Linked DNA regions of Mus musculus: all the other regions are linked to region 1. The links are chromatin loops, found by intact Hi-C in ENCODE. Cell type or tissue: heart. All regions are shown on one strand. Links, peaks and the distances in the headings refer to the core of each region. The heading gives the core; the rest is flanking DNA.

The links. Peaks named below come from ENCODE experiments on the same cell type or tissue, not always from the same donor. Only the 100,000 strongest peaks of a DNase experiment are listed, where the experiment ranks them.
Region 2: it touches region 1 in a loop (2.2-fold over the local background); 3 of 42 quality-filtered maps call a loop at or near these places.
Region 3: a loop joins it to region 1, with 2.3 times the contacts of the local background. A loop is called at or near these places in 2 of 42 quality-filtered maps.

The regions. Positions count from the first base shown.
Region 1 is chr10:117,786,635-117,797,187 of GRCm38, reverse strand. Nup107 (nucleoporin 107) reads left to right here and starts at 4,483. Exons shown (of 28, transcript NM_134010.2): 1 at 4,483-4,584; 2 at 6,630-6,721; 3 at 7,128-7,214; 4 at 9,277-9,395. The coding sequence starts at 4,577. In heart, for the core only: no CTCF peak of the experiment used is centred there; a DNase peak (open chromatin) is centred at 4,357; H3K4me3 peaks cover 2,468 bases; H3K27ac peaks cover 2,640 bases.
Region 2 is chr10:118,060,011-118,070,563 of GRCm38, reverse strand. Gm32663 (a long non-coding RNA gene) reads right to left here. Exons shown (of 6, transcript XR_003948955.1): 3 at 3,730-3,849; 4 at 2,117-2,284; 5 at 1,441-1,628. Among named protein-coding and RNA genes, the nearest start is that of Gm32663, 52 kb to the right of the region's middle. In heart, for the core only: no CTCF peak of the experiment used is centred there; a DNase peak (open chromatin) is centred at 5,413; H3K27ac peaks cover 334 bases.
Region 3 is chr10:118,004,893-118,015,445 of GRCm38, reverse strand. Gm32663 (a long non-coding RNA gene) reads right to left here and starts at 2,313. Exons shown (of 6, transcript XR_003948955.1): 1 at 2,249-2,313. In heart, for the core only: a CTCF peak has its summit at 6,094 (motif pointing right); a DNase peak (open chromatin) is centred at 3,355.

The sequences.
Region 1 (10,553 bases), core at 935-8,934:
AAGTTACCATGGATACAATACACGTCACAGAAGGAGTTTATTTCACAGAATTTTAAAGTATCCAAATGTGTACGATGTAAATATTTAGGGGACTTTGTAATGTTAATGTTTACAAGTTAAAAGTGTCATGATATGGTTCAGTAGGCAATATGTCCAGGGGTAGAACCAAGTTTTGGGTTTGTTTGTTGTTGTTGTTTTTTTTTTTTGGTTTTTCGAGACAGGGTTTCTCTGTGTAGCCCTGGCTGTCCTGGCACTCGTTCTGTAGACCAGGCTGGCCTCGAACTCAGAAATCCGACTGCCTCTGCCTCCCGAGTGCTGGGATTAAAGGCGTGCGCCACCACGCCCGGCTGTTGTTTTTTTTTTTTTAAGAGACAGTATCTATAGAACTAAATTTGACCACCTGATCTCCATATTTACACCAAGGTACACACACACACACACACACGTACAATAATAGTAATAATAAATAAAAAATTTTAAATGAGAATCTTTAAGATGGCCTATAGGTAAAGTGTTTGCTCCCAGGCTGGATGACCTAAGTTTGATCTTAGGACTCATGTGGTAGAAGGAAAGACCCAGTTGTCCCCCAAGTGCCCTCTGGCCTCCACAGTTCCTACATGGCATGTGCCCTGCCCCCAAAATAAATAACCATAATTAAAAACAATAAAAGGGTCCAGAGAGAGAGAGAGAGGATTCCGTGGAGAGAGGGTTCCGTGGGTAAGTCCACTTGTAGTTCTTGTACAGGACCAGGATTCAGTTCTCGACACCCATGTGGAACTGGCTGCAATTCCAGTTCCAGGGGAATCCAGTGCCCCCTATGGCCTCTGCCGGTACTGCATGTCCATGATGCACTGTCATACACGGAGGCACACATTCATACACATACAATTTAAACGTAAAATTTAAATTGAAAAAAAAACATTGTAGCCGGATTCCAGTGCATTTTCTAACAGTTTGTTTCTTTGAACATAAGGCTACTTCTCTGTCCCAAACTGCTCTTCTTATGATCATATATGTGTGTGTATTTGTGTATATATACATATATATGTATTTATATGTACATATATGTGTATATATGTATGTACATATATGTGTATTTATATGTACATATATGTGTATATATGTATGTGTGTATATATACATACATATATGTGTGTGTGGGTGTATATATATATATATATATATATATATATATATATATAGCATTGGGATCTGGGAGATGCTCAGTAAGAGCATTTGCCCTGCAAGTATGAGAACCTGGGTTAAAATCCTCAGCACCTGGGTAAACATCCAGGCATAACCACACTGGCTGTGACATTGGCATTTGAGACAAGCAGACCCTGGGGTGATGGAGAGTCACCCCAACTATCTCTCTTAATAAATACTAAGTCACCCAACTAAAAAGCTTCTTGTACCCTTCAAATAATACTCTCCAGGAGAGGGAATGAAGATCGCCTATTTTACAGAAACCAGAAATGCTACCATCAAAGGAGAAACATACATACATTTAAATTAAAGATCTTACTTAGCTCTCTTTACAATCCTAGAGTCAGACAACACTCCATCCTGTAGAAGAAAAGTGTTCCAGTGAGATGAGCAGAAGAGCTTTGCTCTAGGGACAGAGAAGGGCCAGGATCGCAGGAAAAGGGAGCTGCAGGCTCTCCTGTCAGGGCTCCACCACAGCTGTTTATGCTGAGATGCAGCAGCTCTACTACCAAATCGCCTCCGAGGTCACGAACAGAGACAAACAAAGCTTGGGGAAAGAAAGAACAGCAGAGGCTAAGGCAAGGGGGCAGTGCATCCAAGGCCAGCCTGAGCTAGATAGCAGAATGTGTCCAAGGACAAGCCAACAATAAAGGCATTTGGGAGTCACAAAGTGAGGAAGTGAGCCTCTGCATAAGGCAGGGCCAGCAAGGCAAAACAACTGAAGATGAAGTACTTAGCACTGGGTTACTTTTCTTGTAAAATTAAGCAGAGACAATTTGACTATGCCAATCAAAAATGGTCCTTGTGGAAAATCTGGTTATCTCTCTTTAATTGTCTGGAGATCAGATAATTTAGCCTTGTAAGGTAGAACGTTCGTGGGTGACTTTTATGTATATATATATATATATATATATATATATATATATATATATATATGGTTATATATATAGTGTATATGAGTACACTGTAGCTGTCTTCAAACACACCAGAAGAGGGCATCGGATTTCATTACCGGTGGTTGTGAGCCACCATGTGGTTGCTGGGAATTGACCTCTCAGGACCTCTGGAAAAACAGTCAGTGCTCTTAACCACTGAGCCGTCTCTCCAGCCCTCATGAGTGATTCTATCTTGGTGAATCTAATTTGCTGTGGCCAAATGCAGGGGGTTCATCCACACCAAAGGATTTTTATTTAGTAATTGAAACAGGAAATATCATATCTCAGGGTTATTTAATAGATGTGATGCACACACAGATATGTGTGCATGCATGTGTGGGTGTATGTGTGCACATATTCGGTGTGATATGTGTATGTGTATGACATGGTGTGCGTGTGTGTGGGGTATGTGGTGTGGCATATGTGTTGTACGTGTGCAGGCATCCATGTGTGCATGTGTGTATTTGTATGTACACTTGTGTGTTTGTGTGTAATTGTAGCATACATGGAGGTAGGGCTGAGTTTTGAGACTAGAAGACAATTTTTTTTGTGGTTGGTTTTCTCCTTCCACATTTACCAGGGGTCCAGGGACAGAAGCTAGATCATCAGGTTTGCAGGGCAAGCTGCTCCCTGGCTGGCCCTTCTAACACTATGGTTGTAATCTGGTTACTTAATAAACAGTGTCTGCTTTCAAAGTGAGGAGCAAAAAAGTAACAACTGAATTCTTCAGGCAGCTGGATGCACTGCCTTTTACTCAGACAGCTCTGGATTAGAAGGGATACTATAGTACTACTTTTTTCTTTTCTTTTGAGACTGGGTATCAAAACAAAGAAACAAACAAAACAACAACAAACTCGTACTGGCCTCTAACTTAGTAGGGCCTGAGCATGGCCCTGATTCCTGTCTGTACCTTACTCTGTGCATGGGACGGGCACAGTAAAGAAACTGCCACCGTGACTGCTCCGTTAGGGATAAGGTTTTTAATGTGGGTAAGAGAGAGAAAAGATCCAGAGGCACCTGGAAGTGCCCAGAGCGGAGAGAAAAAGAAACAGGCTGGACATGGCCAGGGCCGGGGAAGCTAGAGAATGGGAGAGAATAGTTACATCAGCAAGAGATGGGAGTCAGGACAGAACACACCCAGACACCAAATGCTCAGCACAAAGGAAATGTATTACCCAAGACGGACAAGCAGAAGGTGTTGCCTCCGTCTGGATCGGCCAAAGAAGGCAGCAGGTGTCTCTGCAGGAGAAAGGGGGAAGGCTGTGCTAGGATGAGTTGGTAAGTCCTAAGTGGACATGTTAGCCAGCTAGTGAATTTTGATAGTTGGACCTCGGAGTTTTAGTCAGGCATAAGGATGTGGCCAAATAAGGGAAGAGACCTTGGTGGCTAGGTTTAGGAATGTAATCTAACGGTTTAGCAAGGGAGAGGGGAAGGGAGAGGGCCACACCTGCTGGTGATGTGTCTGCAATGTCTGCGCCTGTTGGAGCTCTTCAAGATAGTTTTGTGTGCAAGATGAGAGAGCAGAGACTAGAAATTAGTGCAGAGTCGGGATTGTGGGGACAAGTAGCTAAGAAGACCGAAGGAAAACGCATTACAGGAGTTCCTGAGGAATGCTGGCGTTTATCTAACCGCCAGAAATCAGAAATGGTTCAGCCAGAGCTCATTTCTAGATATTTGGAGGGCCTGAGACCTAACATTTTTGAGGTACTGGAACAGGTAAGTATTCCCACGCCCAAAACTTTTAAAATTTATGATAATAACAGCAACAATAATAATTGCTATTATTACTATCGTCAGGCTTTCTTAGTGCAGGCTTGCTTCAAAATCGTGGTTCTTCCTCCTGCCTCAGCCTCCCATGTGGCTTTCTTATGCTTTGCTTTTTTTATTGGATTTCTTAAAAAACGGCTGATTCCGTAAAAGAGAAATAAATAACGAGAGAAAACAACCTCAAAACCCGTCCAGTGAGGTTACACCACAGTTCAAAGAGGTGAGCGCCCCGAGACAGGCCAGATCCCGTAAAGTGGCGCTGAACCGCAAACAAGAACGCTGAATGCAGACTCTTCAACAGATTCCTAAAGTCCAGGTTATAGACTTCCGGCTTCCCAGAACAACGCCCCACCCAGACCACGCCCACAAGCCAGGCTCAGGCGACATACCCAAGCTCCGCCCCTTTCCCCGCCCCCTTCCTGCCTGGCCGGCACCACCCAGCCACGCAGTCACTCCCTGGCACACTTCCGCGCCTGCGCCCACTGAGCCTGCGGCTGGAGACGAAAGTCGCGCATGCGCCGAGCGGGAACATTGTTTCTCTGGGACTGGCTTAGCCAGGCCGCGCTTCCGGGTCGAAGGGTGTGCTTCCGGAGAGCGGGAAGGCTGAAACGCGGCGGCCAGGCTGCAGTCAAAGAGTTGCAAGGTTCTAGGCGGAGACCGCTGAAGCCATGGACAGGTCAGTCCTGGTAGGGACGCCTCGGCCGAGACTGGGGCTCTCGCCTGTTAGCGACGTAACCGCCTCCGCGGCCAGGGATTTGGCCCTCGGTGGAGGAATGGACGCTTGGCGCGATTGGAGCGGGGATGTGAGAATGCGGATCCCCGGGGTTCCACGCCGCGCCTCCCGGGTCTTCTCGGCGCTCGCTCCGAAGTGTGCGGGGGTCTGTGATGGTCCCGCATTCGAAATGCGAAATGAAGCAGTTCGAGCTCAGGGCCATCAGCCGCACTGACAGTTCAGCCCAGACGTCCTCAGCGTGGTTTTATTGCGGTTATTAAGTCATGTCAGCTGTACGTTATTGGGTAACGGTGGTCAGCTTAGACTTTAAAGTGCCGGCCCTAGGGAGTTGAATTTCTCCCTCCCTCTCAAATGATTTATGCTCGCCTGACACGAAGATGGGTTGTTTAAGGCCCTTGGCATCGGGGAGTAGATTGTGTAGTGAAGACAGTCGAGCAGTGTAATACGATGTATTTATACTGTACTGCGGGGAAAATAAATGAAGGAGATGTTTTATCTCCCTGTCACAGGAGTTTCAGGCAAACCTATAAAAGTAACTTGCTAGCTGGTCTTTTGAGTAATAATAGCACATTATTGATACTGAAAACATTGTGCTAGGGGTTATCTTATGTGTGTTCCTTAAGCTTTAAGTGGCACATTTAGTTTTAGAGCAATCCCGTGAGGATCTTATCTATATAGAACAGTGAGCCTGTAAGAGATTTAAGGAATGGCATAGTTAAATAGAACCCTGTTATGGGGCTGGGGATATAGCTCAGTGGTAGAGTGCTTGCGTAGTAACCCTTAGGTTCTGGGGGGGGAAAGAGAAACATTACCAGCAGGGACCTTTGAATCTCCATAAAGCTGTTTGATGAATAACTTAAGTAGATAGATGAACATCCAGTGACAGGGGAACACATATAGACCTCTGTAAAAGAAACATACTCAGATATAAAGTCATGAAAAATGTTCACGCTTGTGTGGCTGAATGCTCCCAGCAATGCGGATGGACTTGATGGGCAGAACTAAATTAGGATGGTGGTGTAAATACTGTGCTGGTGAGTGTTAGCTTGAGTCTGCAGAGAAGAGGAAGCTGGCTGGAGATTTTAAGTGGAAGAAAGGTGTACTAGAAGGATAATTAAAATCAACCCCCATGGTTTAGTTTATAAGCTGTCAGATGACAGTGCTGGAGGCCCATAGCACTGTGCTAAGACAGGAGACATCCTTAGTCTACATGGAGGGAAATCACTTGAAGGGCCATTTCTCCTCTTCACTAGAATTGCTTCACTTTTTCTTTCATCCCGCCAAGCCATATCGTACTCACAGTCTGAAGTATAGTCCTGGCTGCATAGCAGTGTTTGGTCAGCATGCAGGCCAAAAATATAACAGTGGTCCCATATGATGATATTGCCTAGTGACATGATGACTGGCTTAGCTTGTATAGATATATTCTGTGAAGTTTTCATGAGGATTAAAAAAAAGAAGAATTCTCAGAGCCTGTTCCTTCTTTGTTTGGGTTTGTTTTTGAAGCTGCTTTCACCCTGTCTCAGATTGGCCTGGCACTTCCTATGTAGTACAATTTGGATTAGAGGTGTGAGCCTGGGCTAAAACCAAGCCCTTCAACAAGCAGCTAACTCATCACCGTATTTTAGAGAGTGCAGAGTCCTTCCTTGTAGAGAATTCTGTAGTCAAGCAGCTCTTTGGTCTGATGGAGGAAAAGATTTACCTTTATGAAGCCATACTGTAGTATAAATTTCGGGTTCTAAGATAACTCCGCGGAGAACATACTATTGTGATACTAGGCAGTCAAAGACAGGGCTGGTAGCCGAGCACTGGGTGGGATTTGGGGGAGTAAGCAGGACTCAGAGACAAGAGGTTATTCTTGCCAACAAGATCCAAGACTTGGCTATTGGGGTGAGCCGTCCCTCGACTGACGAAGATCCTTTCTTTGCCCTAACTGTAACGGTAGTCCTTCAAAGATGCCGTCTAAGACCTTGATTATACTGTTCTAGGAGTGGCTTCGGGGGGATGTCATCCCCTGTGATCCGGGATGCGGAGGTGACGAGGACTGCCCGGAAGCACAGTGCTCACAAAAGAGTTCTAAGTATCCTTCGTGTCAGGATTGCAGAGTGCAGGGTGCCGTGAATCAGGGCTGTGGGATTAAACATTAGCTGGGATAGAATTTGGCTTACCTCCATTGGGGTTTACATATATGTTTACATACACGGGACATACATGTTCTCAGTGAATGTCAGTGAGCTAAGATGCCTGTTTCTCTGAAAAGCATGTTGTCTCACTACTGGTATGCCATAGTAGTCAAAACTTATTATCTAGTCTCTATCTGAGAATTTAAATGACAGGTGGCTTTAACAGCTGTACAGAAAAGGTGGTGCCCATAAAACACTTTGTTCTTGAAAGAAGTGTGCTCATGTATCTGTGTAGTAAATCCTTGCTTGACTTTAATGATTTTTCTTTTCTCTACATGGAAACTTTCCTTAATTCTTCCTAAGTTCAGGCCAACCAAGAGGACAATTTTGGTACTGCTACACCAAGAAGCCAGATCATTCCTCGAACGCCAAGCTCCTTTCGACAGCCTTGTAAGATTTTGTTTGTGCTTTGGAAGTATTTAATGAAGTAGCCAGCTGGCATTTGTATAATTTTCATTATAAAATATTTAGCTACAATATCAGGAAGTAAGCATAAATAGTAATGATTACAGTTATCTGAGCTCTTATGAACAAGGACCTGTACTCTATATCAGTACATAGTAACTGTGACATACTGTATCTGCTATCCTCTATATCAGTATATAGTAACTGTGACATGCTGTATCTGCTGTCCTCTATATCAGTACATAGTAACTGTGACATGTTGTATCTGCTGTCCTCTATATCAATACATAGTAACTGTGACATGTTGTATCTGCTGTCCTCTATATCAGTACATAGTAACTGTGACATACTGTATCTGCTGTCCTCTATATCAGTATATAGTAACTGTGACATGTATCTGCTGTCCTCTATATCAGTACATAGTAACTGTGACATGTTGTTATCTGCTGTCCTCTATATCAGTACATAGTAACTGTGACATGCTGTATCTGCTGTCCTCTATATCAGTACATAGTAACTATGACATGTTGTATCTGCTGTCCTCTATATCAGTACATAGTAACTGTGACATGCTGTATCTGCTGTCCTCTATATAAGTACATAGTAACTGTGACATACTGTATCTGCTATCCTCTATATCAGTATATAGTAACTGTGACATGCTGTATCTGCTGTCCTCTATATCAGTACATAGTAACTGTGACATACTGTATCTGCTATCCTCTATATCAGTACATAGTAACTGTGACATGCTGTATCTGTTGTCCTCTGTATCAGTACATAGTAACTGTGACATACTGTATCTGCTGTCCTCTATATCAGTACATAGTAACTGTGACATGTTGTTATCTGCTGTCCTCTATATCAGTACATAGTAACTGTGACATGCTGTATCTGCTGTCCTCTATATCAGTACATAGTAACTGTGACATGTTGTATCTGCTGTCCTCTATATCAGTACATAGTAACTGTGACATGCTGTATCTGCTGTCCTCTATATCAGTACATAGTAACTGTGACATACTGTATCTGCTATCCTCTATATCAGTATATAGTAACTGTGACATGCTGTATCTGCTGTCCTCTATATCAGTACATAGTAACTGTGACATACTGTATCTGCTATCCTCTATATCAGTACATAGTAACTGTGACATGCTGTATCTGCTGTCCTCTGTATCAGTACATAGTAACTGTGACATACTGTATCTACTTTTCCAAGTTAGAAGGCAGACTTGGAGAAGCCAGTGTGAGTGAGTTCATGCTGTTATTTAGACAGTGAAAACAGGATTCCAACAAGTCGATTTGTTCCAAAGCCCTGGCCACTACCCTGCATGCCCCAGTGTGCTCTCTGAAGTTAGGTGATGAAAATCTGCTGACTGCTGCCACCTTTGATCATTTTAAGTCCACTCAGTTACAGCTAGATTAAAAGTACCTACTATAGTAAAAAAAAAAAAAAAAAATTAATAGCATGATAAGCTCAACTTTAGAAAAATAAGTTAGTCTTCATAACATAAAAATGATAACACTTAAACTATTTGATTTGAATCTAAATAATTGAAAGCTGAGAAATTATTCTTTTGTGTGTATGTGTGGGTATTTTTTCATGTTCATGTATATATAGATGTGTGTTATGTATATATGCATGTTTTTGTGTGTCTGGAGCATTGTATGTATGCATGCAAACATACATGCACATAGATACACGTGTGAGTCCAGAGGTGAACCTTGGGTATTGGTCCCCAGTGTTCTCAAACAGGGTCCCCCATTGCGACCTGGGGCTTTCTGATTGTCCAGACTGGCTGCCTAGTGAGTGCTGGCTCTCCTCTCTCTTCTCCCCAGTGCTGTGCTTGCAATCGTGCACCACTGTGCCTGAGTCTTTTACAAGGATGCTAGGGCTCAGACTCAGTTCTCATGCTTGTACAATGAGCAAGCATCTGGTACAATGCTTGTACCAACTGAGCCGTCTTCCCGCTCCCTGGAAGCTTAGATTCTGTTGCTTGGCTCCGTGCTTTGTGTTGACAGTGTTCTGACCTTCCACTCACAGTTGTTACTCCATCGAGCCGAAGCCTACTGAGACACCCGGATATTTCCTACATTCTTGGAACGGAAGGGAGGTCTCCCCGGCACACACAGTCTTCTGGGTACTTGGGAAATCTTTCTATGGTATGTATAAATAAATGCACTTTAATACTTAAAGGCACTTAAAAGTCTTTTTTTTTTAAAGATTTATTTATTATTATACATAAGTACACTGTAGCTATCTTCAGATACTCCAGAAGAGGGTGTCCAGCCCCCATAACTTTTAACTTAAATTAAAAGACTTTTAGGGCTGGTAAGATGGCTCAGCGGGTAAGAGCACTGACTGCTCTTCCGAAAGTCCTGAGTTCAAAAATCCCAGGAACCACTTGGTGGCTCACAACCATCAGAAATGAGATCTGACGCCCTCTTCTGGTGTGTCTGAAATCAGCTACAGTGTACTTACATATAATAAATAAATAAGTCCTTTTTTTTAAAAGAAAGAAAGCAAGAAAGCAAGCAAGCAAGCAAGCAGGGCGTGGTGGCACATGCCTTTAATCCCAGCACTCAGGAGGCAGAGGCAGGTGGATTTCTGAGTTCGAGGACAGCCTGGTCTACAGAGTTCCAGGACAGCCAGGGCTATACAGAGAAACCCTGTCTCGAAAAACAAACAAAAATAAATAAATAAAAAAGAAAGTTAAAGTTATATTCATCGTGAAAATAATTTCAGGTTGTGTAGAGTGATATCATTGGTTAGACATTTGAAAAAAAATTACTGTTAGACTATGTCATGTTACAGAAGGAAGGTGACAGTAGTAATGTTTAGACTTGGGCCAAACACCAGAGTCCACTGTTTGCTGACCAAACGAAATGTATTCTAAAACCATGGATGGCGTTAAAGCCAAGCTCTGTTTTTCTTTTGCTTGCTTGTTAGTTGATTGGTTGGTTTTGGCTTCTTTGTTTTATGACAGGGTTTCTCTGTGTAGCCCTGGCTGTCCTGGAACTTGCTCTCTAGACCAGGCTGGCCTTGAACTCAGAGATCCGTCTGCCTCTGCCTCCTGAGCGCTGGGATTAAAGGCGAGTGCCACATAACCCCCAGCTGTTTTAAAATACAAAGAAGGCGGCAGGGTAAACTTCGTGCCTCACAAGCGTGAGGCCCGAGTTCAGATCCCAGCAGTAATGCAAAAGCTGGAGGTGGCACCACCGTCACCCTAGAGCTGGGGCTTGGGGAGGGACGTGTGGAAGAGTGGACATCTGACTCACCTCAAACCCAGAGTGCAGAGGTCTGAACAGCCAGCGTAGACA
Region 2 (10,553 bases), core at 860-8,859, 270 kb before region 1:
CAGAGGCAGAAATATAAAATAAAACAAGGCACAGATTTTTCTTGTCTTAATTTTTCATCAACAGTATGTTGTCTGTGTTACATCCAATGAATTCGCTGTTGTTTTAAAATAAGTTAATAATTATTTCATAAATGTTTCTACCGTGTAAGTAGATACAGCCCAAATAAGCAAAGGCCTTTTGGGAAATTCAGATATTTCTCAGTATATAAAGGAGGAGCAGAAATGATGGCTCAGCAATGGAGAGCACTCCCTGCTCCTAGTAGAGGACCCTGGTTCAGTTCCCAGAACCACGGGGCAGCTCACAAAAATCTGTAACTCTAGTTCCAGGGGACCTGACCTCCACCAGCACCAGGCACACACATTCTGCACATAATTCATGCAGGGCGAATACTCACACACATAAAGAAAAGCAAATCTTAAAAAAATAAAAGAAAATAAAAAAGAATATAGAAGTATCCTGAGACTAAAACTTGAAAAATAGTTACAATAGAATCGTGTAACCAAAATAAAAATAAATAATTGACACAGATTGTGTAATATATGCAGAAATAAACACACAGTAGGTAGATGAGATCATTTCAGTGTCATGAAAAGTTTAAGCAGAAGAAAAAATCCAGTTGCTGACTAGCCTGTTATCATAGGAATGGATGATTTTCAAGAATTTTTAAGCCATCAGAGAAAAGTGACAGGTATTTGTGACTCTGGAAAGAGTCTCAGTCACTGGCTTAGATTTTCTTTTAAAGCCATATTGTATGAAAATGTTCAAATACATTATTAAACTACACTGAGATTTAAATGATAAGTGAACTCTGAAGCAAGGTAATTTTTTGCATTAACATAATTTCTCATCTTTTTTCCTTCTTAAGATATGTTCTTCTCGATCCTAACTAATAAGGAAAATCCCTGAAGGTAATCCTCAGGCATCAAGTTGACTTCAAACCTCATGATTTCATTTGCAATGTTCTTCTTATTGTTTTTCTGTTTTCTCCAGGGCAGTGTTAATTGGAAAAGAAAACTCACTGATATGAAGCAAGTCTCTTTGACTCCTAAGATTCTGATGGTCATTATTATAATAATGTCTATAGTTTAAATGCCTGTATTTATCTAGTGTAAATATTCTAATATATTAATCTATATACTACTTTGTAACATGTTTAAATAGTTCAATACATTTCACGGTGAATTAAAATTTCTAGACTTATTTTATATACAGTTTGCTATGTTGAAATACTTAAGTATCTTATCAACATGTAGTCATGTTTGTCCTGAATTTTAATGCATTTCAAATGCTAAAGAATATTAAATAAATTGTTCTTGCATTATTTTCATTCAAAAAAAAAAAAAGATATGTTCTTCTCACTCTGGGAAAACTTAAGAATGAAATTCCTGCTTTTCGTTTCCAGGAATCCAAATTAACAGTAGAAGCTAGTTCAGTCACACCTTGTCTACGACGAGATTCCCTCTGAGTGACTGGAAGAATCAGAATCCAAGGTCTCGGGCATTCTCTTGTAGGACACTGTGATGTAATCCATCGTCTCTGAGAACACAGCACATTTCACATGATGCTGGACACTGCTGCTTCATGGGGTGAAACATCAGGAGCTCCAGCGATGCTCGGTCAGAAGAGCCTTTACCAACAAGCGTAAGAACCTGACTTTAGTCACCAGCACCCACATAAAAGCTGGATATGGTGACATGTGCTGTGTGCTTATAATCTCAGTAATGGGGAGGCAAAGGCAGGAGGATCCCTGGCGCTCGCTGATGAACCAGCACAGCCTCATTGTCAGCAGGCTTCCGGCTCCAGTGAGCAGCCCTGTCTCAGAAAACAAGGTGGATATTATTCAAGGTTGCCTTTGGGTTCCATGTGCATCCACACACCCACACATTTTTTTTTTTCCTAAGTCAAAGTTTCTCTGTGAAGCCCTGGCTGTCCTGGAACTCACTCTGTAGACCACACTGGCCTTGAACTCAGAGATCCACCTGCCTCTGCCTCCCTGCTGCTGGGATTAAAGACGTGCACCACCACCTCCTAGCTTTTTTTTTTTTTAAGTAGAATATTAGCTCCAACCACCATAGTCCCCATATTCCAAAGATGAGCAAAAAAGCCAAAGGTTACCAACTAAAGAACCTCAGGAAGGGGGCAGAGACATCTCATCACCCATGTTGTCATCACACTAATGGCTTTCTGGATCTCTGACACTGCAGCTGTGCCTGGGAGCCCAAACACTTGATACCACATGCGGGAGAAGTAGACGAATGACTGAAGCTGATTTCCTCGGCAGCTCTGAGATATCGGGGAACAAGAAGCTGATTCAATTATTCGCGTAGAAGTAGAAAGGGGTAAAAATGGCTTGGCGTTGGGAAAAAAATGAGGTGCTGACACGGACTGGGACATGGATAAGCCTTAAAATCCTGCTAATGAAACCCTCATTCCAAAAGGCCACATAGCGTCCACATGCAGGAGATGTCCTGAGTAGGCAAATCTACAGGTAGATCATAGATTTGTAGGGGCATGGAGCTAGGAGGAAGGAGAGTCAACTGTTGGTGTTTCTGTTTTATTATTTTATTGGGTTCTTACCCCTTTACCTCCCTTCCAACCCTTATGCCACCCTGATTTCTGCTAACCCCTCAACACTAGGTAGGAGAGAAAGAAGGTCAAAGTGGGAAGGGGGCATAGAACCTATAGGCTACTTGCTTCTGATTAGGGTCATTGGGTTCCTCTGGGCAAGTGCAATCAATCTTTGTCAACAGGATATCCAGCAGTCCAGCAAACCAGCAATAGCAAACAGCACAGCAGCAGGGGCAGCAGCAGCAGCAGCAGCAGCAGCAGCAGCAGCAGCAGGGAGCGGCCACCACCACAAGCCCTCTCGGGTTGCTCTCATTTATACCCTCTCTAGAATTACACTGTCTACCGCTGGCAAAAATCATACACCCACTACTCACCCACCCAGAGCACAAGACAGTCATAGTTAATGGCTATGGACAAACTAAAGCAGCCTCATATCCCACACCTGGAGTCAAAATAAAACTATAACTGGATTTTTAAAAAAGATGTATTTATATGAGTACATTGTAGCTGTCTTCAGACACACCAGAAGAGGCCATTGGATCCCATTGTGAGCCACCATGTGGTTGCTGGGAATTGAACTCAGGACCTCTGGAAGAGCAGTCAGTGCTCTTAACCACAGAGCCACCTCCCCAGCCTCCATAACTGGATTTTTAAAGAAACCAAAATTCTTACTACAGTCAACTGCTAGAAAATATTTGGGGGAAAGGTGGTGTGGGAATGGTCTAGACTTGACTATAATGTCAGTAGTACAACTGTATAAGTCAGTTACATTCCACATGAGTGACGTGGATTATATCTTAATAAAGCTATTACCAAAATAATGTAGAGGAGTTTGAGCTCCGCCCCATCTGAAGTGTACAGGCATTCCTACTGACTTTGCGTGAACAAAGGCTTATAAAGTTATTCTAAGGTTGTCTCAAGGTAGACCCTTCTAAAACTGCACATCACAACAGCTAGGAACTCAGTAAACACGTCCAGGGCAAAAGCAATGTGGACAATGAGGAGAGGCAGACACAGGCTCAGCATCGTGACGATAGGTAACAGGTGGCCTAGGCAAGACCTCTGTACCCCTACAGAATGGCACACACCAGCAGAGCCCCATCTTGAGAAGATCAGAATGTCATCCAGAGTTATGGTAGGGGCGGGACAACATAAAAGACCTGCACACTCTGCAAACTTCCACGTGGGACTGGGAATCCGATGGCAGGGGCACCTTGCCCGTTGCGTGACTGCAGTGATGGCTGGGGCTTCAGAGAAGCTGAGCTGGTTCTCCAACGGACCTACAGCAACCGCACAGGGATGAGATTAGCATTAATAATTCATATGGAATTTATGTTGCTTAAGAATCACAACACAATGTGGAATCCGGGTAATTTCTATTCCAGTGACAAGGGCCGCTCATCACTGTTAGTGATACTTTATTTTTTATAATTTCTGGCGCCTACACAATAACCGTGCACGCAACAGCTACTTATTCTCTTCCTTTGTAGATGAGGAGTTAAGTGAAGAGAAGATAAAGCAATTCTCCCAAGTCGTGAATAAGGGGCAGAGCCTCTCTGTGCCCTGGCACCTCCTAGGTGGTCAGCTGCATTGGGATGAAGATGGCTGTCTCCTCTCCAGGCACTGGCTGTCAGGAACTCACCAGAGTGGACCCTGAGGCAGACCTCGTACTTTCTATGAGATGCATATGGCCACAGAAGCGGCTGCTGATGCCCTGGGTGAAGGGTGGACAGACACGAAGAACAGGGATAGACAAATCTGCTCCTGGGCTGACAGATGCTACTGTGCCTCACTGACTGGGCTCAAAAAAGCCAGTGGGATCAGGAACTTCACAAGCTCTCTAGAGAAGATGCCTGCTAATCTGTAGTCAGAAAGTCCTTAATGTTTAAGGTGCTCAATACAAACCAGCAATAGCAAACGACGCAGCAGCAGTAGGGACAGTAGCATACAATTAATTTTGTTGCAGCTTCATAACTGTAATTCTGGCTACCGTTATGAATTGCAATGTAAATATGTCCGATATTTTGATGGTCTTAGATGACCCCTGTGAAAGAGTCATTGGATTCCCAAAGGGTCTTGACCTACAAGTTGAGAAACACTGATAGTAAGAAGCCCAGAACCAAAACCATAGCATCCTCCTCTATAAATTAGTAATAACCATAATGTCTAACTCCTGGAATTGCTCTGGGAATGAAAGCAAACCATACATATAGAAACATCCAACAGAAGGCCCATGTATACGGTAGGTACTCAGAAGTCAGTGGCTCTGTAAAGTAGGCATTCATTTCAATGTACCGCTGGGCAAAAACAATACATGGCGTCCACCCAGATCCTTCTTCTAAACAAATACATGGCGTCCACCCAGATCCATCTTCTAAACCACTTTATCCTCTTTCTTCAATGCTAAATGGAACGCTGACATTTGCTTAATCTAGAGCCAGGCGTGGCACATGCCTAGAGTCCCAGCACTCTGGAGGCTGAGGTAGAAGGGAGTGTTGTGAGTCTGGGGCTATATCCTGAGAGCCCAAAGGGTTGTAAGTCTGGGGCTATATCCTGAGAGCCTATCTTTATAACTCTGTAACAAATGAGGGGCGAGCATTGTTGTATTCTGGGAGTTGCCTGGATGAATTTTTAGCTAGTTATAGGCGAATAATTTACTTGCAATCTTAAAAAAAAAAAAAAAAGATGTTGCTTGTGAGATGGAAAAATACATAAGGAGTGTAAGAAGTGGGGACACCACCAGGAAGCCCTCCAAGCCAAGGTGTCACTTGATGGAAAAGGCAGCTGTGGCCTGCACCCCTATCAGCATCAGTAAGCTGAGTGGGGGGCCCTTCCTGGGAAGCAGGAAGTGTTGCTGTCAGATACTCAGTCCTATCATCTTGTCCCTACCCTGTGGCATTGTCTGTGGCAAACAAAGGAAACCCTGAACCAGGGAGATACGGGAGAGAAGTCCTCAAAAAGTGACACCCGCCCGCCCATATCTTGGAAAGCATGTGGTAAGTGTGAGATAGTGCCAGGGAAGGATCAGAGAGAGGGGGAAGGCTTTGATATCCTTTGAAAAGGGTGCTGCGCTTACGAGAAAACTAGTTCAAAGTTGAATGAAACACACAGCAGGTGTCAGGCGGGTGCAGAATCGAAAGTCTTGGGCTGTGGAGGGAAAAGGCTTAGAGGATGAGGTTTAGGAGAGAATAGTGTGTGTGTGTGTGTGTGTGTGTGTGTGTGTGTGTGTGTGTGTGTGTGTGTCTGTGTCTGTGTGTCTGTGTGTCTGTGTCTGTGTGTCTGTGTGTGTCTGTCTGTGTGTGTCTGTCTATGTGTCTGTGTGTGTATCTTTGTGTGTGTATTATGTGGTATGTGTGTGTGTCTATATGTCTGTGTGTGTCTGTGTGTGTGTCTGTGTGTGTCTATGTGTGTCTGTGTGTGTGTCTGTGTGTTTGTCTTTGTGTGTGTATGTGTGTGTGTGTGTGTGTGTATGTGTGTGTGCATGTAGGGGACACACATTTAGCCAAGGGTGCCTGACTGTTTGTCTCTGCCCTATATTTAAGTGCATGCCCTTAAGGACAAATCAACCTGTGTCCATGTGTTACATGTTATTTATGAGAGCCAGGGGAGGTTCTCAGGCAGTGGGAAATGTGGGAGGTGGGACTGTGATGGGGTTTGGCAGTTGAGGATTAAGGAGCAGGAACTCCAAACTGAATTCTGGGTCCACCTGTTAGGAACTCATCAGACCATTACTGTCAGCTCACTGCCAAGGCTGCATCTTTTAAGAGAAATAGTGTCTGTTTGTGGAATAGTTGCCCAACCTCACTCATGCCTAGTGTTCAAGGAGGCCAGAAGAGGGGAATGGATCCCTCCAAACTGGAGTTCCATGTGATTGTAAGCTGCCATGTGGGTGCTGGGAACAGAACCCAGGACGCCTGCAGGAACAATAAATGCTCTAAACTGCTGAGTCATTTCTCCAGCCCCAGTTTTGTGGGATTTGGGGACATGGTCCCACTCTGTAGCCCAGGCTGGCCAGGAACTTGACTGGTAGAGCAGGCTGGCCTTGAATGTGTGTTGATTCCCCTGCATCACACTCCCAAAAGCTAAGTTTATAATTAGCAAATGTAAATCATCACATCTGGCTGAATTTGTGGGGCATTTTGTTTTGCTCTTCCTTATTATTATTATTATTATTATTATTATTATTATTATTATTATTGATTTGCTGCTGCTGCTGCTGATGACGATGATAAAATATAGAGGGATATGTGTATGATGATGGAGTGGGAGGGGCGTGCCACAGTGCATCTGTGTGGATCAGAGGACTTTAAGGAGTCAGATCTTATCTCCTACCAGAGATACTGGGACTGAACTCCGGTAGTCAGTTTCACACAGAAAGCTCGTTTTCCCTCTGTGCCATAGGTTGGCCAAGATTGTGTTTCTTAATCACTTCTCTATTAAAAGCAGCCAAGTTGAACCCACTGCATATAAGCACCGGTACTGAATAATTGTCCAGCAAAGAAATCACTCAAGATCTCAAAGCTTTTTCATTGGCTAGAACCACATCTTATTCCCGCCTTCCTATTGTTTTTAAGTACTCAGGTAATGTTAAATGTTACATTGTTTACATGACTTTGCATTTTGTGTCAAAGTGTCTGTTGCCTCAAACACAGTGCTAGCCAGCTTGCCATTGCTGTAACAAAGACCTGAGGTGATCAACAAATCAAGAGAAAGGTTGCTTTTATAGTTTTGGATGTTCCAGTCCATGGCAGATTGGCCCCGTTGCTCCTTTGCCTATGTGGAGGCAGGCCATCATGGCAGGACCATGTGGCAGAAGTCCCAAGCAGCAAGCAAATGGGAAGGAGAGGGAAACTGAACATGGTGCTTGCAGAGCAGAGGAAACTGAGTTCTAGGCCAGCCTGGGCCACATAGCAAGATCCTCTGAGATAAAGAGAAAGAGAGGGTGAGGATTCCCACAATCTCCTTCAAGTACACACAACATCTTGAAAAACTCCCCTTAGGCCTTGTCTTGTGAGACCCCGACTTAGAGCGTTTCTCCCTGGAAGGTAAAGCCCCTGGACGTTCCCCAAGCTTGTTTCCCTGATCTCTAAAAATACACCCAGAAAGAAGCTCTTTGTTCTCTATAGCCAGCAAAAAGCCTTTTTGTTTCTATACTTTACAACCAGAGATGTGATAATTGTAAAAGACCCAGCCAGGCACTTGCCTGGCTTCCTGTGCTGAGGACATGGAGATAAAAATTCAGAAAGAACTCACTCCCCAATCCTCCTGCCTTGTAAATTTCACCAAGGACACCTGGAAGAGAAGAATTCCTCCCAGCTCCTCCCAGCTCCTCCCAACTCCTCCCAACCCTCCTCCCAACTCCTCCCAATTCCTCAGCTAGCTGTTAAAAGCCCCCTACTGTCACTGCTCGGGGTCGAACTCCCCTGCCCTGCATGGTGGAAGGAGTTCATCCTCAGCTAGCTGATAATAAAACCTCTTGCTGTTTGCATCAGGTGTGGTTTTCTCTCGAGTCATTGGGTGCTGGCCAGCTCATCCCGGGACTTGAGCAGAGGCCCAGCTTCGGGGGTCTTACAGTCTCTTAAAAGTTCTCCACCTACCAAAAACACCAAGCTGAAAACAGCCTTTATATACATACACCTTTGAAAGATATTTCAGATCTAAACTACAGAAAGTAAAGAAAATACACAGTTGATATTGCAAACAAAAGCTAAAAATGGTGACTCATGCCTATAATTCCAGCACTTAGGAAGGTGAGGTAGGAAGATCATGAGTTCAACGCCAACCTGGGCTATATGGTAAGAGATTGTCATTGCTGTTTTTAGAAGCAGGGTTTATGTGTAGGAATGTTTAAATGGTATTCTAAGATCAACTCCAGAGCTCATAGATCTTCCGGGAAATTTTCCCAAAGGAGGAACAAGCATTATGGGGAAACGAAATTTCCCAAAGTCTTAGAAAGTTGTGATGAATTACAAACTACATTTCAGTCCACACAAACACCTTCTCTGAGCAACAATGCACACCTGCCCACAAGTGACAGCCCCTCCCAGTTCAATGTTATCATCTGTTGCCTGCATGCTCCCCCTCCCCCTCCCCCGGCCCCCCAGTTCTCACACCCAACTGGATGACTTCAGTGGCTCTGTTCACCTGGCCACATCCACGAAGCATCCTGCTCTTGTCTATATCCCATACCTTCTTGTCCTTGAACTTCCCTGACACTTGTCTCTCTTCCCTGAACACAAAATAAACAAACTCTCCAGCCCGTTTTTCCTAGATCCAATTTTAGGATGGTGAACAATTGCTAATGTTTGTCTGGGAACTGCTGGGCTTGCGGGATTTTCCAGCTTATATTTTCATTTCGTTTTGGTTGCTTGCTTGTTTGCTTGTTTGCTTGCTTGCTTATTATCCGGTTACAATATAGCTTTAGCCCATTGAGGTCATTTTGGGGAATTTGTATTTAGACATACACCCACAAGGAGGGTAAGAGGCAATATTTTCATGATATGTTTCATTAGACTCTTCCATATTTTACATTCCTTAGCCACAACTGGTTATTGCACACACACACACACACACACACACACACACACACACACACACAAGAGTAATTGATGTGTAGCCTCAATTCATTCTTGTTAGCCACTCTTGGCTGACAGCCATCTTTGTTAGTCTATCTAGGAAAGAATAGTCAATTTCTCTTGCTACTTAAGTACACTAGGGAAGAGGTGGTAGCCAGACTCAGATACAGACTCAGAAGGTTAGAATTGTAACATTTGTTAAAGAGACTAGATCTTACCCCATCTCACTCCCTGATCACACCAAAATCCCTAAGCAGAGAGAATCTCCATTGACATCAGGTTCCTGGAGGTTGCAAGACACAGTAAAGCCCCACAGGGTGAGAGAGATGGTGGCTCTTTCAGCAGAGAAGACCCCAGCATCAACATGTGCATCTTATGAGGGATATGGAAGAAAATCAAAGAGAACCAAGGAAAGAGAGACAGCTGCCCCCTGAGCCCTGTGTGGTCTGCCTTCTGCGCATTTCTCGGGTACAGTAGATTCACATTTCTGATGTTTCTATTTCTCCTACTCTGTGATGATCTTCTGTCTTGAGAACTAAAGCTGTGGACTGAAAAGGAGCAAGCAGTCTCCAGATACTTCTGCTTCAGGGCATAGACAGCCAGCTGACCTGACACACCCAGATAGGTAGGGAAAGGCAGACCTACCATCTCCAAGAGCTAAAAGGCTTGGTTAGGGAAGTAAGACTTCACAACCAGCAACATCTCTATTGAGCATCTACTAGGAAGACTTGCTCACATACAAAGCCTCTCACCCGTATCTCCTCAAAGTGTTGTCCTCCACTGGTATTTCCCAGTGTAATAGAGGGAAACTGTGCTGTTTTGCTTGTTAAGTCCCCAAACCCAGCAATCATCACTGACTAATTGGTGTCTTCACATTGCACGTCCTGTCAATTCTTTAAAGAACTATTTTCAAAGTCTGCCCACTTCATGTCTCTACCTTTCTTATCACCCCTCAAATGGATTGCTTCAGAGATCCCAATTCCCCTTCGTTTCTGCTAGCTTGCACTCCTCCAATCCATTCTCTGCCCAAAGCAACGGCCAAGTTAGACCATCCTTCCTCTAAGAATCTGCCAAAGCCCCCACATCTCACTGGATGCAAAATGTCCACACTGCTCACGGTAACCTGCATCCACTTCTCCCTTACCTAATTCAGTGCTGCCTCTATGGCCGCCTCTTGGACTGGCCTCTCCTTAATCTTTGGACTGGCTGCATCCATGACTGGACATGTTCTACTCCCAGACAGCCAACATTCATGCTCCTTTCCTCTTTAGGGTTAAACGTCATCTCATTAAAGGCTTACTGACTATAGCAGGGCTTCATCTCAGATGATCCCTGACAACCCCCACTCTCTGGTTCTCACGCCATCATGCAGCCCCTAACTCTTGACAATGAGATCCAGCGAACTGCTT
Region 3 (10,553 bases), core at 1,598-9,597, 220 kb before region 1:
TCCTTGTCAGTGTCCCCACTCCTGTCAGTGTCCCCACTCCCTGTCAGTGTCCCCAATCCTTGTCAGTGTCCCCAATCCTTGTCAGTGTCCCCACTCCTTGTCAGTGTCCCCACTCCTGTCAGTGTCCCCACTCTTTGTCAGTGTCCCCACTCCTTGTCAGTGTCCCCAATCCTTGTCAGTGTCCCCACTCCTTGTCAGTGTCCCCACTCCTGTCAGTGTCCCCAATCCTTGTCAGTGTCCCCACTCCTTGTCAGTGTCCCCAATCCTTGTCAGTGTCCCCACTCCTTGCCAGTGTCCCCACTCCTGTCAGTGTCCCCACTCCTGTCAGTGTCCCCAATCCTTGTCAGTGTTCCCCAATCCTTGTCAGTGTCCCCACTCCTGTCAGTGTCCCCAATCCTTGTCAGTGTCCCCAATCCCTGTCAGTGTCCCCAATCCCTGTCAGTGTCCCCACTCCTTGTCAGTGTCCCCACTCCCTCTCAGTGTCCCCACTCCTGTCAGTGTCCTCACTCCTTGTCAGTGTCCCCAGTCCTTGTCAGTGTCCCCACTCCTGTCAGTGTCCCCACTCTTTGTCAGAGTCCCCAATCCTTGTCAGTGTCCCCAATCCTTGTCAGTGTCCCCACTCCTGTCAGTGTCCCCACTCCTGTCAGTGTCCCCACTCCTGTCAGTGTCCCCACTCCTTGTCAGAGTCCCCACTCCTTGTCAGTGTCCCCACTCCTTGTCAGTGTCCCCACTCCTGTCAGTGTCCCCACTCCTTGTCAGTGTCCCCACTCCTTGTCAGTGTCCCCAATCCTTGTCAGTGTCCCCAATCCTTGTCAGTGTCCCCACTCCTGTCAGTGTCCCCAGGCCTTGTCAGTGTCTCCAATCCTTGTCAGTGTCCCCAATCCTTGTCAGTGTCCCCACTCCTGTCAGTGTCCCCAATCCTTGTCAGTGTCCCCACTCCTGTCGGTGTCCCCAATCCTTGTCAGTGTCCCCAATCCTTGTCAGTGTCCCCACTCCTTGTCAGTGTCCCCAATCCTTGTCAGTGTCCCCACTCCTTGTCAGTGTCCCCACTCCTGTCAGTGTCCCCAGGCCTTGTCAGTGTCCCCACTCCTATCAGTGTCCCCACTCCTGTCAGTGTCCTCAATCCTTGTCAGTGTTCCCCAATCCTTGTCAGTGTCCCCACTCTTTGTCAGTGTCCCCATTCCTTGTCAGCTTGTGCTGTTCTTCAATTCTCAGAGGCTGGAGGCCTTCACATCTCACTCTCTCCTTCTCCCTGACTTCATCCTATCCATATGAGAGCTACGGTCAGACAAACTGGGAGGGATTGACAGTCACCATCTCTGTGTCCTCCTCCACTTTGTTTCTGTGGCACAGTTCATAAAACAATGAGCACATGACAGGGCCACTGGAAAGAGCAAATTAAACAGCAAGGGAGACCGCACTGTGTTTGACACAATAATCCTGATTATTCTGGTCACATAGTCATCCAGTCACTTACGATACCAGGGACTCTTCTGTGTCCTCGAGACATGTCATGAGCAAAGCAAGAGAAAATATCTGTACTTCTGAGGCTCACAATCTTGTAGAAACACTAGACAATGAACAAATAGGTCATATGTTGGGATGTACTAAGGGCCATGGGGCAAAAGAAAGCGGGGTGATGGGACAGGGGGCCAACGTGCAGAGAAGTTGCTGGAATTTTTTAAAGGTGTTTGAAAAAGAGACCATTAGTAACATGGCACTTGAACAGAGCCCCAAAGGAGATGAAGGAATTGCCTAGGCACATATTTCTTTTTAAACAGGAGGAATGGACACAGGGCATTCCAGACATAGGTCTGATGTGTCTGAGCCACAGCCTTGTATAATGACAAGGACAGGTGGGTGTGTAGTAGGAAAGGAAGCCAGTGGTCTTCCAGTGGCCTTATGGGTCCAGCAAGGACAAGCTTGTGACCAGAGTTAGGTAAGAGCTGTCATTAGACTGTGCCTGTGTGGACCAAGGCATGACCATGTTAAGATAAGAACAGCAGCAAAGCCAAGAAGCCAGGAGGAGATCACCAAAGCCTGGGGTAATGCCAGCCTGGACCAGTATGGATACCTTTTCTTTGGAGGTTCTCAAAGACTCCCCATGGCATTCCCCTATGGAAGCTGTAGTCCTGACGTTGGCTTTCATAACCCTGGGTTATTGCAATAGGTCCTTTCTTGCTGGACCATGTCTCTTGCCCTCAGGCTCATCCCATCATCCCTTGACAGAAAAGAAGCACGGCAGTACCTGACAGTTGATCCCCAGTCCTGGCTCCTCTCCATCACTGGAACCTTGCTCTGGGCCCCACATACTCAGTGTTCTTTCCTATTATGAGCCAGTCCCTTCCAGAACTCCACAAACTCAGCAGCGACTCAAACAGCAACAGGCATCCTTAACAACCAAGAGATGTTCCTTCCAATGCGGCAATTCAAAATTAGTAGTATGGCCCTTTTAATTGGATCGTATCACTAGATTTCCATGACAACAGTTAACAGTTAGTATGCTCCAAAAGTTACAGATGCTGATCTAAAAGACTTAATTTAAAAAAAACCTTCTAATTCTTACAACACACTTAAGCTGTCAATAGTACAAAGCTAATGAGGAAACTGGGTAGGTGTGAGGGGCACTAGGGTTGGAATCCTGAAAATGTAACTCCAGAGCCAGCCCTCTCTGGCTTCCCATTCCCCATCATTCTGTCTTCCTGCGCTAAATCATGTGCACTGTTTATCATGTGTAATCAATGAAATATAATTTATATACAATGTATATCATGTGTAATCACTGAAATATAATTTATGTGCACTGTGTATCGTGTTATCGACTTATGTGCACTGTGTATCATGTGTAATCACTGAAATATAATTTATGTACAATGTGTATCATGTGTAATCACTGAACAGTGTACCATGTGCTCCATGTGTCATGTACACTGTGTATCATGTACACTGTAGATCATGTGCACTGTGTATCATGTGCACTGTGGATCATGTGCACTGTGTATCATGTGCACTATGTATCATGTGCACTGTGTATCATGTACACTGTGGATCATGTGCACTGTGGATCATGTGCACTGTGGATTGTGTATAATCATTGAACTGTAATTCATGTGCACTGTGTGTCGTGTAATCACTGAACTGTAACTGAGATGCACTATGTATCGTGTACACTGTGGATCATGTGCACTGTGTATCCTGTGCACCTTGTATCATGTGCTCCGTGAATCATCATGTGAAATCACTGAACTGTAATTCACATTCACTACCAAACTCATTTTCTGACTGAAACCTCTGCTTATGCTTTTTCTCCTTCCTCTCCTTCTCTCTGCCTTGCCAAGTCCCACCCAACCCTCTGTCCTTCAACTTCCTGTTCCTCCAGGAAGCTTTTCTAAATAAAGCCTCGCTGGCCCTTTGTTCCTCGGCTATTTGAAACTTCCTGCAAATCACCATGTGCCTTCTTGGATTCTTTTTTTTTTTTTTTTTTTTTTTTTTGCCTGAATCTTCTCAAGTGCACTACGAGCTGCTTATGTAGAGCAACCATAATTCATATTGCTTTTTATAGCCCCACAGTATGTGCAGCAATCGTGGGCCATTCAGTTCAGCATACATTCTCAGTCAAAGCCTGTGGCGAACTAGATTCTGTGCTGGACCTAGAAATACAGCCAAGATAGCCCTCAGATTTATTTGTAGATGATGGGTACACCCGGGGAATTGCTTCTTGAAATGGACCATCCATTATAACTAGTCCTTTTTAGACGAAAGCCATCAGTGACGCCAGGCATATGCAAGTAAGTGGCTTTCATGGCAGTCCATAAAAAGTCATTGAGTATTTTTCTTGATGTAGAATGCTGAGCCATGCTCTTGTTCCAAAAATAAAACTAGATAAAATCCCTACTGATTCTCATTTTATGCTCCTATGGGCCTTAGGGTGACACCGGGAAGAAAGAAGCTACCCCAGGGTACAGAGGTTAAAGAGAACACAACTCAGCTGTAGAAAGCAGCCAGATGAAGCACAGAATAACCAGAGATTACTTTCTCCATCATTACCTATTTGTTTGTTTGTTTGTTCCTCTCCCTCTCTTGGAGGGCCTTCCTTTACCCTGCTTTCAAGTGATCCATCATGGCTTACACAAATTGGTACTCTCAGTCTCTAAACACCCACTTCATGACCTCCCAGGTACAGCATCACTGCATATTCATGACATTTTTCATTTTCTAACCCCAAATTATCCATCAAGAGAATATAGCAAGTCTATCACATGGGATTCTATCCCTCGATCAACCAGCTATGTCTGAGGACTATGGAAAAGATGTCCTAAGTTATATCAAAGGGGCACAGGGATGCAGGAGTCAGTCTACACAAGATGGTAGCTTTGGGAGAATATAGCGGGATAAGTGGCCCAATAGTTGATTTTGAATACAGTCTGTGATGGTTTGTGTATGCTCTGTCCAGGGAGTGGCACTACTAGAAGGTGTGGCCTTGTTGGAGTGGGTGTGGCCTTGTTGGAGTATGTGTGGCCCTGTCAGAGTAGGTGTGTCACTGTGGGTATGGGCTATCAGACCCTCATCCCTTATCCTAGCTGCCTGAAAGCCAGTATTCTGCTAGTAGCCTTCAAATGAAGATGTAGAACTCTCAGCTCTTCCTGTAACATGCCTGCCTAGATGTTGCCATGGTCCCACCTTGAAAATAATGGACTGAACATCTGAACCTGTAAGCCACCCCCAATTAAATGTCCTTATAAGAGTTGTCTTGGCCATGGTATCTGTTCACAGCAGTAAAACCCTAACTAAGACATGGGCACATCTCAGATTTTCATATCACATTTAATGGATTCATGGAATTTTTAAGATAAAGGAATCTAGGAACCATCCGATACAAGTCTTATGATTCAGCCCTGTGTAGATCAAAGATCCTTTGCAGGTATGGATGGCATCAAGAAAGTTTACCATTGTCTTTGATTCCTAATTTATGCCAATACTTACCAGCAACTATGACCACCTTTAATATGTAGGTGTCCAAAGATGGTCCATACATACAAGTGGGTTTGTTTTTCCTTTTTAATATTCCTAAGAACTTTGTACATGTATTGTCTTGCTTGTTCTAACCACAACCATGAAGAGCTGACTCCTAAAGAAGTTGAGATTCACCTGTGTCTTGTATTAGTACTGGGCAGAGCCAGGACTCCATCTGATGGTAAACCCTTGCTCATTCCGTTATACCAGTGGCTCTCAGATCAAATATCAAACATCAAATATCCTACTGAAGTGGAAACTTCTGGTTCCTTTGAGAAGCCAGTATGTCAAATGTTTTGCTGAAGCAGACACAGGTGAGAGGATGTTTTACTATAGCAAACATGTGAAAGGACACATGATGTTCAGAAGGAATATGGATATGACCCACAGACAGAGATAGAGCATTGGTTTGCTTTGCTCCACCTCGCCATTCTTTGCTAACAGCATGTGTGTATTGGTTCGCCTTACATTGCATTGCTGAGCTTTGCTGTGGTGATGCCATAGAGAGAAACTCACCAAAGAACTTCTGGTGGTGTTCTGGCGGCTTCTCACACCACATTTCTGCCCCCACACTGCCATCTAACCCATCTTACTGATAGCACGCCATTTCCCTGAGCCTCTCTGGGTCACTCCTGTGGGTCCCACTGATGGACACAGCACATAAAATGTAAAGCATTGTCACAAAAGTGGGTAGAGGGTCAGACCAGTTGAGAGAGTCCCTGAGCAAATATTCAAGGGGTCAGCGATAGAGAAGAGGGTGCCTAAAACATGGAGTCAACTGTTGCAAGCATGGCTGACTTCCATCCCTCTGCATTCGTGTCTCTAGCATGGTGGGAGGAATGTTTTTTTTTAGTGTCCGATCTCTGTGGAGTGGAAACTTGGTTCTCATCTATGGAACTGTTGTGTAGCAGCGATTCTTCCACTCTGTGAAAGGTTTTACTGGTGTCTTTTTAAAAAACGTTTTGTTTTGTTTTGTTTTGTTTTGTTTTGTTTTGTTTTGTTTTGTTTTGTTTGGACTGGTGTTTTGCCTGCGTGTGTATCTGTGTACCACGTGCATGCAGTGCCTGTGGAGGCCAGAAGAGGGCATTGGATCCCCAGAACTAGATTAATGGCCAGTTGGGAGTACTGGGAATTGAACTCTGGTCCTCTGGAAGAGCAGCCAGTGCTCCTGACCACTGAGTCATCACTCCAGCCCCTCACTGGAACAATTGATACCAACAGTATGATCATCAGCTACTCTGGACTCAATCTTGAAATATGAGCTGTGCTAAGCCTGTTGGAATTCTTCAGAGTTCTCTGGCTTCCAAATGCTTCTGAGCTTGATTCTGAGTCTCTTGGGCCAAAAAGAAGCAACTTACAAACATCTAAATCCTAAACTGCTTCCAAACGACACTGCTTCAAAGAACTCTGCGTGAAGCAGCTCCTTTGCTGCTTGAGCTACCTATTGACTGCGGTTCCTTGGCTGTGGTTGTGATTTTTTTTACCCTTGAAAACACAACGCTGGACTCAAAATCAACTGATACTGATACTCAAAATCAAGAGATACCGAGAAGGTCTCTCAGCAACATGAGACAATTAGGGTGACCAAGGTTCTCTATTTATCCAGACGGACAAGGGTCCCAAGATACGGGACTGTCCCCTTTAAAACTGCAAGGTCACTAGCTAACTAGTAGCAAGCTAGTCATCCTATCCCAGGCACTTTATTGGCATATCAAGATGGTATTTGTTTCTGGTTTTTTACTATCATGTACTAATTGTTTATGTATGTATGGATGTATGGATGTATGGATGGATGGATGTCTGGTGTGATATTTCTATGCATGCACTGATCAAATCCATTTTTTTGTTGTTGTTTTGGTTTTTTGTTTGTTTGGTTTTTTGAGACAGGGTTTCTCTGTATAGCCCTGGCTGTCCTGGAACTCACTTTGTAGACCAGGCTGGTCTCGAACTCAGAAATCCGCCTGCCTCTGACTCCCAAGTGCTGAGATTAAAGGTGTGCACCACCATGCCCGGCTCAAATCCAGTTTTAAAAGCAAATCTTTTTCTCTTAATAATCTTTAAGATGTGTCCTAGAACCAAATGTTGCAGCAACCCAAGATGCTAATTACCCATTAATGTCTTTAAACAGCATTTTTTTGTGGCCTTGCAGAAAACCCAACGTTTAAATCTGTGACAATGAACACAGTAGGTTAGGGCTTCCGTAACACCCCCGACGCAGAAGAAATACACCACGCAAATGAAGAGCAAACCTGACACAGGCAACAATGGTTCATTTCGGTATGGAAAGCCCTGGCAGGGACTTCTACAGAAACGCAAGCCTTCAGCATCCCCTAGGAGCCTTTATTCACTGCCAGGAAAAGCTGGGACAGGAGACTTCACTTCTCTGAGGATGGGGGTGGGGCTTTACCTCACTTTCCTTATTCAAGGGCCTTCCTCTGCCCCCTGCCCAGCAGTAATGGAATGAGCAACCCAAATAATGTGCACACTAATTAAATCTTCTATAGAGGTGGGAGGGAAAGAGTCTGGCAAGAGGCCAAGTCGTTTTAATATTTCCTGGGGGAGAAGAGATAAGAACTTAGTCAATCTAATCGAAAGAAAAAGAGACAGAGAGACAGAGAGACAGAGAGACAGAGACAGAAAGAAAGGATGGAAAGAAAGAAAACAAAAGTGAAAGAAAAAAAAAGAAAAAAGTCTATTCCTTCAAGACTCAAGCACCCCAGTTGTAATTGATTGATACCATTTAGAGGTAATCTAGCAGCACTGAATAATTTATTTTAAAATAACAGATGTGGAAACATGAAGCTACACTAGCCACTGTCCAGCAGCACATGTACTCATGATGAATACCATGCCAAGATCAAGCCTTCGTCTTTGTTTTAAAGATTTCCAGACACCTCGTTTTAGTAGTTAAATTTAGGAAGGCAGTAATTTCGAGCCAATGGGTGAGACTGGATTATAAATCTTCATTCCATGAATACAGGCCAATCTTACTGGGCACCGTGCAGGGACGTCAGAAAGACAGTAGAGGATGGAGAAACAGGCCCGCCCTTCACCACAGGCTTGCTTCCGTCAGATCCTTCCTGGTGATAAAACACCTGAAATACATCAACCTATAGAGACAAAAGACTTAGTGTGTTCATGGTTTGGAGGGGCTGACTCATGGTCTCTGGATTATAGTTTGATCAGTGAATAATTGAGTCTGGTACCTATCTGCCAGGACTCCAATATCTGCCCTGTGGAAAGTGAGAGACCCAGCACTGCCTGTGTCCTGCCCACAGCTGGGACCTTTCTGAGTCCTTTGCATAGCGTCTGCTGTGAGGCAAGATTTCTGGTCCACATTTCTGCCAGTGTTGACCTCACTGTCTACTCTCCTATCACCGTAGTGAGACAGACGCCGTGTCAGGGAGTACAGCTGCTGCCTCCTGTGCCCAGGAAGCAGAGTAAAAGGAAGAGGCTGGAGGCCCAGCAGTCTCTTCAAGGAGAAACCACCAACTACATACCTTCCTTCCGCTAGTCCCCACCTCTTAAAGGTCCCACCACCACGACCACGAATAACAACAATATTCCCAAAGCAGTATGACTGGCAGCCAAGCCTTTAACGAAAGCCCCTCTGAGGAATATTTAAGATCTGAATATAATAAGCGAGGAAGACCAACAATAAGTACCAAATAAATAGAAGAAATAAATTCAATGATCAGAGGCAGTGATAAATCTACTCTCATCTCACATTACAGCTCCGTGAACCACTTATAACATCTACGAACTCTCGATTTCAGCTACTGTTAAGACAATAAGGTTGGGTTTTTTCCTCAATGTGGTAAAAGTCATGTGTCTCCATAAAGAATGATTTAACACAGTATTCTAATTTCTCCCACTAAAAGAACCTATATTACTCACCATAGCCTATTAAAGTATTAGATTGGTATTTGTTCTATCAACATATTTAAAGTCCTATAAATAATTTACAACTTTAAAATACAAAGCTTTACAAATAGCCTGGCACTCCCTTCCTCACCACTAATGAACACTCCTTTTCTTGCTAGTACATCTAACACCTGTTCTTTCTAGTTTCTAGTACAAACAAGGCACCAGCCATGTAATACTTCTGTCAGGGTGGGACAGATTATAATAGAGATGAACATTTTCAGGGGTTTAGCATCATGGCCTTCATAGAATACACATGTCCATGATGAAGTTGGCCAAGCAAACTCACTGAACTGCTATTAGTATAAAAACAAAGCACATACAGCTATGTACAGACTATACTCGATAATATCAATAAAGGACTCACTGGGCATGCTAGTACATGCCTGGTGTCCAAGCACTTGGGAGGCAGAAGCAGGAAGATCAGGAGTTCAATGACAACCTCAGCTACAGAACAAGTTTGAGACCAGCCTGAGATCCAAGTCATTCTTGAGTGTGGTGTGTGTGTGTGTGTGTGTGTGTGTGTGTGTGTGTGTGTGTGTGTTTGATTTAATCTCATGCTATTTTCCCCCACCGTGGCAATAGGCAATATCACATACACACATGCACACACACATGCATACACATATACACAAGTGTGTACACATATATACGCACACATATACACATATACACATACATACATACATACATACACACATACATACATACACACATATACATACATACATACACATACATATACACACACATACATGCATACATACACACACATACATATACACAACATACAAACACATGCATACACACACACACGCCTAGGGATATAGTGGACCATGCCATCTAGATGTATGACATATATTCTCACAGACACAAGCTTGCTTAGTGATATATTTCACATAAACTATCTCCAATGTTTAATATCGTGACTGTAGAATATGGGATCAAGTCTCTGTTCTACCTCGGATAGTTTCAACCATCGCCTACTAGCAGAGGAGCAGGCAACAGAGACAAAGCGTGGTCCCATCAGCTTCCTCTCCTGGAGCCTTTTGGAATGGCTGCCCTGCTCACCCCTCAAACTCTACATATTCCTTTCACTCCCTGAGGAATGGCTACCACTTCCCAGCACTTCCCTGTGAACCATCCCCTCCAGAAAAGCTTGTTCTGCAAACCGGAGCCCAAGTTTCCCGTGCATAATTTGTCAGTGATTGATGCCAGCAAGGATATTACCATTTTAATAAGGTCTATAAGAACTGAGAGTCTAAGAATAGGTCTCCAGGCCTTGTGACTGACAGGATACATGGACCAGCCCGAAGAGCTCCTGACCACTGATTTGCAGCCTTCCGGTCCAGGACCCAGGTGCCACACGGAGCCGGAAGCTGCAGAGGGTATCTTGCCTAACATTAGCTCCATGATACAATATAAGGCAGTGCTGTTTTCAACGTTGCTACCGGGAACATTGCGTTCCCTTTGGGGTTCTTAGTCTCATTAATAAAAGGCTTTAAAAACAGACCCAGAAGGGAGCTCAAGGACCGTTTTATTAGCTCTTGAAAGAAAAACAGCAGTGGGGGCAAGCTGTAAGAAGGGGAGGTATGGAAATGGGAATGGTATTCCTT